2 separate regions of the Mus musculus genome follow, and region 2 is linked to region 1. The links are chromatin loops, found by intact Hi-C in ENCODE. Cell type or tissue: left cerebral cortex. All regions are shown on one strand.

The links. Peaks named below come from ENCODE experiments on the same cell type or tissue, not always from the same donor. Only the 100,000 strongest peaks of a DNase experiment are listed, where the experiment ranks them.
Region 2: a loop joins it to region 1, with 4 times the contacts of the local background. A loop is called at or near these places in 11 of 42 quality-filtered maps.

What each region holds. Positions count from the first base shown.
Region 1 is chr8:110,717,823-110,725,822 of GRCm38, reverse strand. It overlaps Vac14 (Vac14 homolog (S. cerevisiae)), which reads right to left. Exons shown (of 19, transcript NM_146216.3): 19 at 5,425-6,016. The coding sequence ends at 5,854. It overlaps Mtss2 (MTSS I-BAR domain containing 2), which reads right to left and starts at 4,347. Exons shown (of 14, transcript NM_198625.2): 1 at 4,033-4,347. The coding sequence starts at 4,101. In left cerebral cortex, a CTCF peak has its summit at 133; DNase peaks (open chromatin) are centred at 4,840, 6,300, 6,606, 7,190 and 6 more places; H3K4me3 peaks cover 4,643 bases; H3K27ac peaks cover 6,307 bases.
Region 2 is chr8:110,659,876-110,667,875 of GRCm38, reverse strand. The region is part of intron 12 of Vac14 (Vac14 homolog (S. cerevisiae)); the gene reads right to left. Among named protein-coding and RNA genes, the nearest start is that of n-TGgcc10, 33 kb to the right of the region's middle. In left cerebral cortex, a CTCF peak has its summit at 5,145 (motif pointing left); DNase peaks (open chromatin) are centred at 3,231, 4,352, 4,589 and 7,394; H3K27ac peaks cover 2,663 bases.

The DNA of each region.
Region 1 (8,000 bases):
CCGTTAGGCCAGTCATCTCTGGCCAGCACTGGTGGCTCACAGACCCAGGGAGGCCATGGCTGCTACACAGGCTGGTCAGCTTGCCTGGGACAACTAGGCCCCAGGCTGAATGGGGCCTTGTGTGGCCAACAGAGCCACCTTTTTCCAGTCCCTCCTCTCCCCTCCAGGGGAACAGTGTGGCCTTTATCCTAGCCTGGCCAGAGGCTCTCTATTAGGAGGGGGTTTCCCAATAGGGAGGTTGGGCTCCTGGTGACTGAGTTGTCCAGTCTGATTAAGGGGCTTTTCTGGCTCATGCACTGGCCCTGGAGAAAGGTCAGCCCTAGCCTGGGGGGGAACCCTGAGGGAGACCTTGCTCTTTGAAGGGTAGCCCAGGGCTAGCAAAGGCCCTAGTCCCTGTCCCACATGAGCTGACTGGGACGGAGGCTTCTCAGTACCAAGGTAAAGGGGACAGAAGAGCCTCAGCTTCTGGGATTCTGGGAGGGCTGTGCTTGGCTGGAACCCCAGGGTAGGTCTAGCCAGCTTCTCCAGGGACAGCAAGGGGGCGGGCTGCTTCACCGACCCTCAAAAACGCCCTCTTCCTGCCCAGTCAAGTCAGTGTCAGGGAAAGCAAATATTTGAGAAGCCGTAGCAAGGCTGGAACAAGAAGAGGAGGCTGTGGGTGGGCTCTCCCCCACCCACACAGCTCTGAATAAAAAAAGCCCACCAGGTTGTGAGGTTGTCCCTGGCAGTCCTGAGGAGCTAACCCAGGCACTGGCCTCTAGGGGTTTTTCAAGATGGGGCACCCTCACACCTCTTAAATGCTACTTGGCAGGGAAGCCCGCTAAGACCTCACTCCAGAGTGTGAGAAACTGCTGGGAGCAGGGTGTCCAAAGTTAGTTCTCCTGGACCCCAGGAAAGCTTGGCCCCCTCAGCAAGCCCTTGGTTGTCTGAGAGAGTAAGGACTCCCCCAGTGGTAGGCCAAGTCCACTTTACCCTCTGTAGATAGATCTGCACACCCCAGTCTTTAAGAGCCTGGCTTCTTTTCCCCATCCCCCTATGCCTGACTGACAGGTGCCCCAGGGAGAGTGTTCGCTTCACCTGGCCCAGGCTCTAAGCCCCGATGTCATCACAGTCACAGGAACTGCACCTGCTGGCCAGGTGTTCTGGGCCAAGCACTGCCTCATGCATCACTCACCACCTCCTGAGTGACTCCTGGAATGCAGCTCGCTATTGCCCCATTTTCTTGATGGGAGAACTGGAGGCTCAGGGAGGTTGACTGATTTGTCTGAGGCCCTAGGGATTGGGGTCAAGGTCTGATCCTATAGCTGACATATCAGGATGTAGGTGCCCTGTTTTCAGAGAAGCGGGGCGAGGAACAACTACATTCACTTCTATGTGGGAAGGTGACAGGGACTGAGAGAAAGGGGGAGACTCCAGGTCTGTCACAAGCATGGCCACCGCTCTGGAGCAGAGGGAAGGTGCTCACCAGGATGAGACTGGTGTGGCTGTGGTGTGTCTGGGGGCAACCCAGGCTCTAGTCTCAGAAAAGACTTTTGGGGGCACCCCCAGCCCCAGATTTCCTCAGCTGTAGAATCAGGGCCTGTGTGTAGACTTCAGGGGGTCACTTGCTGTGGGAACTGCTTAAGAGGGCAAAAGCCCCAGCTCTCTGTCAGGAGCCTTTCCCTGTGGCCAGAGCCTGTGTCTGTGTGACACTTCTTAGTCTGGATTAGGATGAACCCACTTTCAGGGTAGCATGGGATGGGGACCCCATTTCCTCTGCTGACTAGGCCTAGGGCCCCAGGCAAGATCAAGTCTCTGGGTTCAGTTGGCCTGAGAGAGAGGAGACAGGGCAAGCTAACCAGCTCTCCAGGGCCCTTTCAAGCCCCTGGGTTTGCACCCACCCTCCTCTGTCTGTGTAGTTGAAGATCTGAGTGGGGACCCTTCCTCCCACACCATCCCTCAGTGCAGGGTTGGGGCCTTCTAGTGGCTCCAGAGAGAGTCCTGGGCAACTCACTAGGAATCAGCCCCAGGCAATCTGAGTCTCCTTGAACTTCTTGATGGTGGCCACTGAGCAAGACAGCCAGAAGCAGCTTTTTAAGTCCAGCCAATCAGTGCAGGTGGCCGGCCCCTTCAGGGTCCCTAATCCATGCATGTCATTGATAGGGGCATAGTATACATGATCTGATGGTGCTTGGTAAAGTCTCTTCCATCTTGGCCCCACGTATCTAGAAATCTTGCCTGCCACTAAGTTCTTTGCTGAGACTGGACCCGTGTCTCAACTGAGTTCCTTGCAACTGGCAGGAATGGAGGATACTATCCTGCTGTCTCGTCTGGGCAGAAGTGGCTGCTTGCTGCAGTGTTTGCAGTGGGAGGCAGTGTGGGTGGCTCCCACCCTCTGCCAGCCCAGGAGTGTCAGCTAGGGGAGGTGGTCTGGGTTACACAGTTTCAGAGAGGAGCTGGTACCAAAATGCTGAGGGCTAGTGATGAGGCCCTCAGGTGGAGTTGCCAGAGGAGCTGGTACCAAGATGCTGAGGGCTAGTGATGAGGCCCTCAGGTGGAGTTGCCAGGGGTGTGTGTGTGTGTGTGTGTGTGTGTGTGTGTTGTGGCGAGGGAGGAACCCCAGGGAAAAGTATAGAACTATGGGAAGGCGCTGACGTGCTGCTAACTTGTAAGTCCCAGGCCAGTGTGGTTTCAGGCCTCTTTTTAGGGGGCAAGTATCTGACAGATGCCTTCCCTTACTGGGGGTGTTTCTTGGCAGTACTAGGAGGGGAGCCCCAACTTCTTGCCTCTCTGCAAGGCATCACTTTCCTAAAGCATTTTTCTGGAGCCCTTGGGTAGGGTGTACCTGTACGTGGGTTCCACAGCCCCCAGGGTCTAGCAGGATTCTGATTTGTTCTTGCTAAGTGCGAGCCTAGGGTAAGGATGTGAGGAGGCTCAGCACAGGGCCTAGTTTCTTCCGTTTTCCATCGTGTTCCTAGACCAAGGGGTACAGTGCAGGACAGGAACACTGGCACTCGATGCCCACCTTGCCACTGAAGCTTTCCCTGCCTAGTCAATTCGGATCAGCCTCGTCAAACACTGGCCTCTGGGGGTCAGGGAGAATTCAGTAAATTACCAGATGGATAATAATGGCTGAGGTCCCGAAGCAGGATCCAATGGTCTCCTTATGACCTTGAGCCATTCGCAGGCCTCAGTTTCCCCATCTGAACAGGGTGCCTGCTCAGTCTGACCTTGAGTGATCAGGAAGGGGGGGTTGCTGAAAGCGCTCCCCAGGTTGCTTAGCCAACACACAGCCTACCTCCTCCCCAAGGTGGATTCAGTCCTACCCTTGGGCTGCAGGGAGGACCCCACCCGAGGATTGGAGTAATGGAGCTTGCTGGATCTGTTGGTGTGTGTGTGTGTGTGTGTGTGTGTGTGTGTGTGTGTGTGTAGGTGGGGCTGCATCCATGCAGAGGCCCGAGGCTGGCGGGGCAAGAGTTAACAGTTCTTTGCTTTATTATTTTTTTCCTGCTTTGGCGGTGACAGCATTGTCTGGGCTTCGGGGCGTCGGGGGTATGTGTGTGTGTGTGTGTGGGGGGGCACTGTGGTGAAAGGGGGCGGAGGCCCGAGAGACCTTGGATCCGTTAAAGGGCCTTAAAGGTCGGTCCTAAAGATAAACCCAATTCATAGTTTGGGGGTCTGGGGTACCGAGTGTTTGCGGACGCTCAGCTTTGGATCGGGATCCTACGGGGCGACCTCTCGGACATCCCAACCTGCGAGCACTCACTCCCACCCTTCGGACCCAGACAGGCATTGGGCGCAAGGCGGGCGCAGGAGGACAGGCTCAGATGAAACACACACACACACACACACACACACACACACACACACACACACACACACACACACACACACACTGCCCGCACACACACACACACACACACACTGCCCGCACACACACACACACACACTGCCCGCGCGCACACACACACACACACACACACACACACACACACACTGCCCGCCACGCGTCCCTCAGAGGAGACCCGTATGCCCGGAGCTTGCCCGGGGTACCTTCATGTCGTTGACGATGGCCTGGAAGAGCCCGCCCAAGGCGCCACACTCCTTCTCCGCCGTCTCCATGCTGGGGCCGGGCGCGCGGCGGCAGGGCGCGCAAGGGGCGCGGGGAGCCGTGCAGGGGAGGGGCCGGACCGCCGCGGGCGCTGCTCCGAGGCCGCGCCGGGGCTCCCTGCCTCGGGGCCGCGCTCTCAGCGGCCGGCCGCGCCGCGCTCCGGGGTTGCGGGCCGTGGGCCGGCAGCGCGGGCCATGGCTCGGTGGGGCTGGGGGCGCGGCGCGGGCAGTTCGCGGCGCAGCCTCGGCGCGGGCACTGGAGCGGCGGCGGCGGTAATCCGAGCCGCCGAAGCTCGGGCGTCACGTGGGCGCGGCGGAGGGAGGGCCGCGGGGAGGGAGCACAGGAGGGGGCTGTGGGAAAGGCCGGGCGGGCGAGGACCCATTCACGGCCAGAAACCAGGGCTTTGAAATCCGAGCTCTGGCGCTGCCAGACTGGTCCGGCAAGAGGGGCCGGCGGGAGCGGGCGCCGCCGCGGGTCGGGGCGGCGCAGGGGCGGGGCCGGGCCAGCCCCCCACCCTCCAGCGGGAGCGGACCCGGGTTTGCACCTTCAAGGCCTTGGGCTCGACCAAGATGAAACCCGCCAAGGATGCAGTCCTTAGTGCATCCCGGCCTGATGAATAGCACTGAGCATCGTGCAGAGGGGAACGGGAACTGGCCGCATTGGAGCTGTCCACCACAGACCATCCATAAAGTCCAACCCTCCTGCACAAATGTCCTTCAGTTCCTTTTCTAAGTAGTACCGGTGTCACCTGGATTGGGGGTGGAAATAGTGATGGTGTCCCGGCCCAACTTCCTCGTGAGTAGGGTCTGTGTTGAACCTGCAGAGTGTAGTGTGTGGGGATGCACGCGTGTACACATGGGAGGGCAAGTACTGCTGTCGTCCAGGAGACTCCAGGTGAACCTATTCTCATGGGGCACACATAGTTAGGGCTCCAGGGGAAAGCAGGCACAAGCTCCTGGCAACTAAAGGGCCGCAGCAGGCAACTAGGGTTCACCAGAACCCAAAGCCAGGTGACAGACGCGGTTCTTTGAGCTAAGTCAAAGATTGGGGCATTTATCTTTGATTTCCTCCCATTGCTCACTGCTCTGCAGTGTTCTGCTGTGCCATTCCTGCTTATGGGGACATCCACATTGCACAGGGACTCAGAAAGCAGGACTAAGGATCGAGAGTAAGGCCAGGAGGAAGGTACTGGTCCTGGGAAGAATTGGTCCCTGGATTCATATGGGAATCAGGGCTTAGAATGAAGCTGGCTTTCCAGGATAGGTGAGGCCCCAGGGCAGCTGCAGCATCAGGCTTGGCACAGGTGCTAGCAGAGAAGGAGCAGGCAGACTTGATTAAGGATTCTGTGATTTCTTTATTGGGGCAGGGATGGACATCATTCTGTAGAGGTCTTTGTGCTGGCCTGTGTGCATTTCCACACAGATGTACATATGCACACACACCATGCCAGTGCTCTGGGGCCAAGGTCAAGCTCTTCTCACAGACAGGGATTAGAAAGAGGCTGCTTCTGGATTCTGAGGCTGTAGTCCCGACTCAGGAGAGAATCCATCGGTCCCAGGACAGAGTGTAGCTGACAGTGCTGGGGTCCAGGTGCTCTGCTGGGAGGAGCTGAGGCTGACAGAGCCAATACCATCCCCCTCCCTACCCTGGCTGGTGGTTGGGTCCAGCCCTGCTGGAGGCAGGTTCTTAGGCTCCTTGTGGCCTCAGCTTAGAGACCCTGAGTGCTTCTTAGGCCACTAGGGCCCTTTTCCATGCTAGGCACATCAGAGGATAACTCTGCGGTCCAGGTGATCCCCTCGCCCACTGCGCTGGTGTCTTACTTCCAGGTGCTGTTTCTGGACTTTTTCAAAGTGCTGCAGCAGCTCTGTGTAGTCGATGCTGGGGGAGTCACCTTTCTGGGACTTGGGGGCCGCTTTCAGACAGTCTCTGGGAAGATGGACAGAAGTCAGAGTCAGTGTCTGCATCATGGTAGGTGCTGGTGGGGTTCAGTCTCTGGGCACCTGTGGGTCCCTGCCCAAGACATCTTCCCAGCAGCCAGACCCATAGTGCTTAGGGTCCCATGTCCACCCCCTTTCCTGCAGCTGGTGGGAACAGCCAACCCGCTGCTTGGATGTCTGTCGGCCTGTGGGCTGTTGATGGCGCCCGGAGCGTTGCATGGGGGAGCACTTCCTGTTTACCAGTGGCTCCCTTTAGGGTGAGAGCCAGGGCCAGCAGCCAGCCAGGAAGGCAGCTGGGGCCTGGAACAGGGTCTGGGGAGAAGGGGGAGGCGGTAGCCCAGCCTTTTCTCTGTGGTATGGCTGAGACTGCAGACAGCTGGGATCGGTGAAGTCTCTCTGTTGGACCTATAACTTGGCAGGCCTTGGGTCCCAAGGCCTGTGATCACTACCTGCTCCCAGAGAAGAGCTTGTCTTACCACAGGACATGCTGACCCACCTACACTCCTTCCAATTGACGGACCAATCCTGTAGCCTCTCATCAGCTGGGTTTAGCTTGCCACCCAGGGTCCAGTCCCATTCCTAACTGTCCTTATTCTGTTCCCCACACTCCATTCTGCCTCACTGGCTTAGAGCCCTGGCAAAGGGTTTCATGAAGGCTGTGACCAACTCGGCTGAGCGGACTCCCTGGGGCCTCTGGGTGGGTGAAGAGGCTGACTGAAGCAGAGGAAATAGGATAGCAGACCTGGCCTAGACATCTGACCTTACACACAAACCTCCATCCTAGTCTGTAAGAGGTTGCCACAGGAGACATGTCACGTCCCCGAGTATAAGGTTCCCTCCCGCTGTGACATGACAGAAACTTGCCTGTGTCCAGCCCCAGCTCAGGTATGAGATGGGTAGCTACATACAGCTCTACCACTCCTCGAGCAGGCAGCCCAGGGCCTGGTACACTTGGCTGCTCTGTCTAGAGCTCCCACGATGGCACCTTCCCCAGTGAGGTTGGCCAAGTGAGAAAAACCAATGGCTTTAAGCCTGAAGGCACTGCTGTGGCCTGTTGAATTTCAGGCTAGGAGCAGGGCACAACTACTCCCAGATGCAGCTTTGGGAACCTGAGTCTACCTCCCACACCCTGGCCCACACTGCTCCTTTCCTCTCTTGAGGAGAACACACACTGCCTGAAAACATCTTAGATAGCATCTGTGGCCAATGTTTTCCTGGGCCTCCAGCCACTGCCTCCTGAGCCAGGGCTTGATCACTGTTGGCTGGAGAGTGAAAGTGGCCTGGTGATGCCCACTTGGTTGTCATTTGGGGCTTCTGCTGCTGGCTGACTCCCTTGGGAATGAGGGAAGGGACCTCTCTGGCCCAGCAGCTACTGGTAGAGGTGCCGCTGTCCTGGAGAACAACCAGAGGGGGCAGAGGGACTTAGAGCAGGTAGTCCTAGGTCCCGGGTGTGGCTAGCTGTTATCCAAGTCATTTAACCTGGGACGGGGTGGGATGTGTGCCCAAGAGTCTACATGCTGCCATAACACCAGCATTAGCGAGTGTGGGGACAAAGGTCCAGAAGGGCTATTACGAGGAACTGAGGGATGTTCTCATTAGTTTTGCTAACTTGGCACAAATGAGTTACTTGGGAAGAGGGAACCTCAATTAAGGAACTGCCTCTAGCAGTCTGGCCTATAGGTGTGCACGTGGGGCACTGGCCTATAGGTGTGCATGTGGGGCACTTTTTGATTAATGATTGATGTCCATAGGCAGGTGGTCCTGGGGCAGGCAGGCAGGCAGGCAAGCAAGCAAAACAAACCTACAGAGCAAATAAGTAAGCTACAATGGCCTTCTTTACTTCAGTCCCTGCCCTGACTTCCCTCAGTGGCTGGACCATTACCTGGAAGTGTAAGATGAAATAAACTCCTTTCTTCCCAAGTTGCTTTTGGTTAGTGTTTTGTCATAGCCATAGAAAGCAAATTAGAACAAAA
Region 2 (8,000 bases), 58 kb after region 1:
CCTTGATAATGGCATGTGCACACATCATACACACAGATAGGTAAAAAACGACACTGGACCCTGCAGTCGTCCTTGATAATGGCATGTGCACACATCATACACACAGATAGGTAAAAAACGACACTGGACTCTGCAGTCGTCCTTGATAATGGCATGTGCACACATCATACACACAGATAGATTAAAAAAAAGGACACTGGACTCTGTAGCAACAGGAAGAGGCTTATAAACTCTTGTAAGTCAAAGAAGGCTACAAACCACAATGATTACATGAAATGTCTACAAGAGACAAATCTGAAAAGATGAAGGTACATTTGTGGTTGCCAGTAGTTAGGGACGAGACTTCTAATGGGCAGAGTTATTTTCTTGGGGGGAAGGGTATGGAGATGAAATGTCTTGGGACTAGGCAGCAGTGATGGTTGTGCAACCTTATAAAAACATATTAAAAAACTGCTGAGTTTTGGTATATGTACGAAAAAAAATTTAAGAACTAAGGCAAAGTTTCAAATTGGTAACCTAACTCCCATTCAGTGTTGCTTGCACCATTGCCCAAGTGATCGTTCTTTCTATGATCTGACAAAGGATTCAGACTCAGGAGAGATGATGATGAAGAAAAGGTCACCCTGGTCTCCTAGAACTCTGTTTCTTCCAGTCATGCTGTCCTTCTCAGATCTGTCTGTGCAAGTGTACAGGGTCATATGCCCCCTGAACAACAAATCCTTCTGGTCAAATGCTCCAAGTGAGAAAAGTATGACCCAGCAAGGCTAACTGGGGCATGGCACACATTATACCAGATCAGCTCTTGCAAGAACCCTGGCACCAGTACAGGCACATAAGACACTACATATCCAAAAGGCACCTCTTTCCAGCTGAAGTGATGATGCCTAGGAAGACCCAGTAGCATGCAAGAAGAATGGCCTGTACAAGAACGGAGCAGCTCAGGAACCAGGCTATAAGGGACAAGGAGCCCAGAGGAGCAAGCTATAGTTGAGAACTAACACTCTCAATCACCGTCAGTGTCACCTCACACTCCACCCAAGGAATCTGAGACTTGTACAGTCACCAGCTCAACAAAAATGCAGTGTCTGCTTCATACACAGCTCTGCTTCAGAAACCCAAGCCTGCCAATCAAACTACTCAGGGCTTTGTGCTCAGACTTGCATCCAGTTAATGCCGTTGAACATCTTCCTAACACCTACTGAGCAGCTCCCATGGTTCAGCTTTGACTATAGGAGACACAGGGCTACACAGGACAGACTCTGCCAGAGCCTCAAGCTATAGGATGCAAAAACATTTACTTGAAAGAGAACCTTTGGGCTTCAGGAACCAGCAACTTGGTCTGAGGGGAGCCAAGAGCCTGTGGAAGCACTTGATAGAGTGGCCACCAAGGGCATGTGTTTGCGTGCTTACACACACACACACACACACACACACACACACACACACACACACTCGCTCGCGCACATACACTGTGGAGTATACATCTGAAGCATTCTCTTAACTAGCATAAGCTGCTTATGGATACAGAGAATAAGGCAGTACATTCTTGGGGTGGTTTAGCTCCAGAGAAGGATGTGGGGTGGAGGGATATGTAGTCAGAAATCAGGCTCAAGTGGTAGCTAGGTTGGGTGTCCCAAGCTTATGACCCATACACAAGAATCTGGGTTCCATAGCAGGTAATAGCATCTGTTTCCCTGTATGTACAAATGGAAGCTTGATAATGCAAGGCTGCCCTGAAGGCTGTGAGGCAAGCTAGCCCTCTGTGCCAAAGGAGTCAACCAACTGTCAACGGAAAGTATTAGGTGATGTGCACCTACACAGGACATATAAAGGTCTTTCCCTTGTTTTATTTTCTAAACATTGAAGCGTTAACAGTTATTGCCATACGTTTAATTGTATTAGGTATAATATATAACTGAGAGATGATTTAAAGTGCATGGGATAATTATGTAGGTTATATGCAAATACTGGCCCATTTTATAGAAACAATATGAGCATTTTCAGATTCTGGAATCCAGAGGGTCTCTGGAGCAATCCCCCATGGATACCAAAGAAGAAGGGGACTTCAGTGCACAGCAAGCACAAAGTGTCCAACATCCCACTCTTTGTTGGTTTTTTTGTTTTGTTTTGTTTTCTTGAGACAGGGTTTCTCTGTATAGCCCTGGCTGTTCTGGAACTCACTTTGTAGACCAGGCTGGCCTCGAACTCAGAAATCTGCCTGCCTCTGCCTCCTGAGTGCTGGGATTAAAGGCATGCGCCACCACTGCCCAGCCAACATCCCACTCTTATTACAAGATTTTTAATCCCAATACCAGGCTGTTAATGGCCCTGGGTTGGTGATGAGATGGAATAGCCATTCATACTGAGGGCTTTTCATGAGAATGTGCAGCATCCATTTCTCCACTGCTGCTTCCTGCCCACTACTGGACAGGAGAGCAGAGCCAGGAAGGCGGCACTTTTTGCATTCAGAATTCTCTTATTCTAGAAAGTCTAATATCAAATGGCAAATGAATGCAAATTACACTTCAATTGCACAATTAAAGCCGGAAATGCTGTCTACAGGTTCCTTTGGTGATCCCAGCCACTCTTCCTGTGCTTACAAAGCAAATGATTTGTTTCTAGTCCTAGGGATTGGCAAAAAGCCCACAGCCCTGCCTGGGGCACCATACATACACAGGTGCACACACAATGAACTGACCCTTCCTGCCCCTTAAATAGTTAGACCAGAATTGAAGGAGGGAGGGGACTGCTTGAGTGAAGGGCAGGAATGCTATATGGTGGATACTGTGTACGGAAGGCATTATGGGGCTGTAGTAGTTCTCTGACATTAGTTCAAGCGATCAAATCCCATTGCTAGCTGTTTCTCAACTGCCCATAACCCAGCTGGGATCCTGAGCCTTTTGAAGCAACAATCAAAATGAAGATCTGGCCCAGGGAGGAGAGCTATCGCAGAGAAAGGTCTAGTTAACAGAGCACTGAGATAGATGAGCAGAGACTTGGCTTTGAGTCTCTATGCCCAGGCCAAGGCTGTGGTGCTCTACATTTCCCTGGAGACCCTACAGTGTGGGTAGGAAGCTATGGGACAAAGATCCCTGCTCAAGGATCCCACAAGGCCAGAAGGAAATGCCCCAGAACCACAGACATGTGGCCAGCCTTGCTCCACCCCCAGAAACCCAAATCTAGTTCCTCTGCCAATGAGCAGGCTGTCTGGGCCCATGCCCGAGGCTGGCCTGGAGTCCTGGCTCCAAGGATGGGGACTAGCTCAAAGAAAGCAGGAGGAAGCCACACCAATTAGTATGCACTACACAGCATTTTTGCAAAATGAATATAAAACACTTGTGCTTTCTTTTTGTGTGAGAGAAAGAAGAGGGGAGGGGGAAGGAGGTTACAAGAAAGCAATATTCTGCAGGAACGGGAGCGCCTGCTGTTTCCATGGCAGTGGGTGGGGGTGGGGAGGGCTCATCAGCTGGTCCCTGGTTCTGCAGTGCAATGTGCTGCCTTGACTCCTTGCTGGACTGTAAGGGTCAAGGCTGAAGACCGCGAGTACAGACAGAATCTGCCAAGGTGTCTCCAAGGGGAGCCTCGGGAGTTGGCGGAAAAGGGCTTCATATTTCCCATGGGGTAGACAGCAGAGAAAAACCAGGGATTCCTCAGATGATCCCCTTTGTTGGAGACAACTTTATAGTATCAATTGGCTTTTTCCTTAGGATAAACGTAGATAATGACATCTGTCATACTCATTTTCTAGCAACCAAGGGGTGGCTCTCTCCTGGACAGTGCTGTTCTCTTTCACTGATCTAATGGGCATTCACTACCCTAATACCTGCCCTCTGCCCTTCCATGGCACTGTGGTTGTTCCTCTGTCCCAGTTGATACTGCTACAGCCTGCAGACAAACACTACAAGTTCAAGTCCCCACACAGGGGAGCCTGACCTTGCCTCTAACCAACACTCTGGCTCTGAAGGCCCAGGCAATCACTTAGCAGATAGAGGAAGATCTGCAGCATAGGGGAAGAAAATAAAAGATGCATAGTTTGGAATAGCTGCTGCCAAAGGAATAGATGGACAAACATCCCACTTTAAGGTCCCACTGATCCTTAGGAAGCCCTAGGTTTACACAGCAAGCACTAGCTAAGGCTTTCGATGTCAACTGGTAGAGCAATCCAGCTCCTTTGAAGGGGACTCTTTCTTTCTATTGTCAGGACATTCCCAGACTGTGCTCTCCCTAGCGCTGGCTGGGAGTAAGCTGCAAGAATGTTCCCAAGAGGCATACTTTGTATTGGTGAAAGAGATGGATGCTGCTCCAGACTCTGGAGGCTGCACTCTGGCCAGTGTCAGCCAATGCCAAGGAATATCTGAAGTCTCTGTGCAGAACAGCTGACTGTCGTGCCCTGTAGGTGATCTGGGTCGGGTCAGGCTGCCCCTCAGGCTGTGAAGCAAATCTGACAGGAAGGGCAAAGGCACGAGGCTTGGCTTCTACAGGATCCTTGGGTTTTCTGCTTCTGCCCACATAGAAACTAGTTCCTTTTGTTATAAAGGGTATAGCTCAGTGGCCAGGCCTCCTCCATCCCTGACCACATATAACTTGGCTCTTGCTGCCCTGGGGCTTGGGGAATCAGCCAGAGAATTCACCATAGAAGCCAGAATGAAGGCCAAGAGCAGTGGGAAATGCACCCACAGCAGCTGGCACTGGGGCTGAGGCCTCAGCCTTAGACACAAGGTAAACAGGAGCTGCGGAAGGCAGCAGGCAGGCTGGCATTCTGAGCAGAGCTGTGGTCTACATGGCATGAGAACCCTGCCTTCTGCAACTAGATGAGCAGTGCCCCAAGGAGAAAGGCCAGAGTTTGGGAGGTGAGCAGCTCTGTTCAGGTGTGGACACATTTTCCTGCCCATTCGAAGGGCACTCAGGTTGCTTTTAGGTGTCCTGGCAAAGCAAAGTAAGTTCTAGCTATACGCATACTCAGCACACAGGTAATGTTGGCTGACACTGAGCACCTGTCCTAGGGGATTTAGGCAACTCCACGCCCCCAAAATGGACTTTGGAGATCTTTTCTATGGGATTGCACGAAGGCCCATTACTTAATCCTGTTGTCATTTCCACCAAGTAATCATGTAGATTAATGAGGATGATGCTGGTGGTGCCCCCTTCAGGGTACAGAGAGAAGAAAAGACAGCCTAGGCTAGGATCAACGGAGAGACCAGACTGCTGTTCTCCAGCCCCTAACCCCATAGGCTTTCCTTCCTGCTGACCCAGCCATTCCACGTGTACTGCCCTGAGTTCCTGGCTCTTAGAGTTGCAAATTCTGAGTGCACACACATATACATCCTTAGAGTTCTAGCACCAGGTGATGAGTTCCAACACTGTGTAACCAGGAGAGGGGAATGTTTCCTGACTACCTCCCAGAGCTCTGCTTAACCCTGGCTTCCTGGTAAGCTTCCCACAGCACCTGGCCTGAGAGATGGGGACAGGGCTGGGTGGGAACAGCACACTCTGTGCCAACTTGGTTGTTCACCTTCTTGTAAAATATTTCTGAGTCTAGACAGAATTCTCTTAAAGCCCACACTAACCTGCCATTATAAAGAGTGATAAGGGCTATGTGGGGATGGATATAAAGACAGATAGATGGGTTCTGGCCCAGTTTTAATGTACAGAAGAAGGTAGACTGGGGACAGAGACAGTCAGAAAGAGGACAGAGAGAGAGGGAGAGAAGTAAAGACGGAGGAGAGAAGAGAGGAGAGAAAGACAGAGGAGAGGAGAGGAAAGAGAAAGATGGAGGAGGCGAGGAGAGGCGGGCAAGGTGAGGTCATACATTGGCTTCTGAGTGATTCAGGAAGCCATCTAGAGATCTTGACCAAATTCCTTAACTTCTCTGGGTTCTTTAGAATAATTGTCCTCTTGGGAGAAATGCAAACACCGAGTCCTATTGTGAGGCTGTCGGAAGGATGAAGATAGGTGCTGAGTTCAGGGTCCATGAGAGAGCCAATGAGAGGATCGACCTCTGTCACCTGTGGGGAGTGGTCCCCTTCTGGCCTGAGAGCTGGGGGGGCTAGCTCCCACAGATCTCATGCTGGTCCACAGTTGTAGCTCCCAATCAGACATATATGCACCACAGTCTCCTGGGATTTTGTGAAAAAAATTCCAGTGCCCAGGCAGCATGGCCTCGCTTGAGGGTACAGCTGGGAGAGCCTGGGGTAAGGCCCAAGCAGCTGCCTCTGAACACTGCAGAGGGTTCTGACTGTACCCTGGCTTGGATGGTGCTGCAGGGCTTTGATGACAAATGGCCTCTGAGGGTGATCACTATGAAGATTCAAGGAGAGATGGGCACTGGGGCCTGCAGTGTGAGCAGGGAGTTTACCCAGGCGTTTAAACAACTCAGTCCCTATTCTAGGAGGAAGCGGAACCAACAGAGCCCTCAGTTTATGTCTTCCTGCTGCTAGCAGGCCTGCTTTTTGGCTGTCCTTCTCAGCCTACCCTAGCCTGATGGAGACCTTCCATCAGGAGCCAGGCTTCGGCCTTCTTTTCCACTGCACTCATGGCAGTGACTGCCCTCAGGTCTGTCCCACGGAAGTGTCTAGACAGACATAAGCATGCAAACCCTCGGGGCCCACAGAGCTGGCTTTGTGCAGGGGGTGACTACATGCTCTGTGGTGACTGCGTCCCCTCAGTCTAGGGTGGCTGAGAGCTGAGAACGTGAAATCTAGAATGAGAAGCAGAGGTCCTCTAGACAGACACAACTATTATTGGCCTGTCTTTGGCAAGGACTTGTTGACAAGGACTCACCTGAGAAGTGCTACAATCTCCCTAGGTGCCCAGCAGTGGCTTCTGGTACTCTTGCTGGGTTGTGGTGTATGTACAGTTGCTGAGGCGTTGGGCCAGGGGTCCTGGCTGTCCCTAGGAGGAAGATGCTGGGACTAGGACAGGGCTCCAGTGTCTTCTTGTTGGCTGTTACCATTTGGGAGAAGAGGGGAGTAGGAAGCTGCAGGGTCAGCTGTGGCAGAGTAGGGACACACAGCATACAGTGCTATGGACAAGGCCCCTGTGGCACTGTGGGAGAGAACCCAGGACCTCCATCTTCTCACATGGAGCAGGCTCCTGGCTGTAAGAACGAAGCTCCTGGCTACTGATGTTACCTTAGTATTATGGATGGAGATTCTAACCTTACTGGATGATCTGACTTTAAAGAAACCTGTGGACTTGAGGCAGGAGGGAGGGGTTGTTTTTGTTTGTTTTGGAGAGTAGACAGAATGAAAACTGGAGTGAAATAAAAAGCGAGGCAAGGAACCGAGAAGGAAAACAAGCCCCATTCTTAGGGAAGCCTCTACTTTAGAGCGCACAGTATTAGTATTCCAGGGAGTGGAGTCAGGACCACACAGTCAGAGCTGGAAAGAACCAAGGACAATCCAGTCCAACTTCAGCATCTTAGAGAAGGAAACTGGTCCTGTAGAGAGCTGGGTGGCATAAGACCAGAGGCCTCCTGAACTCTGAGACCTCTGTGATCTCAGCCATTGGCCTCAGCTATTTAGAAGACCAGATGGAGGACAGAGAAGGCTTCTGGTCTGGGCCTGGAATGCTGACTCCCTGTCCCATCTGTGAGTAGTCTAGAGGCAGCCAACTAAGTGAAGGGGCAAGGAAGCAAGGTTAAGGTCAAATGCTCAGAGGAAGAGGGCACATTCATAACTGAAGGCCAGCCAAGGATAAAATTCTATTAGGGTAACATGAGACCAGGCCTGCATGAAGCTGTATCCCAATGTGAGATGGCCCCCTGTTCACGGCAGAGCCTGTGTAGATTTTAGAGCACCTGGAATCAGATCGACCCAGGTCTCCATTCTAGCTCTTGGCTACATGACCTTGGGTAAGTTATCTTCCATCTGCACAAACCTCCTCATAAGTCATGCTGGGAGAATTTAAACTATCCTAGCACTATTGGGCAGATTTTCTGAGACAACAGATGTTGTATGTTACTGACAAACCTAGCATCACTTGGGATACAGGCCTTTAGG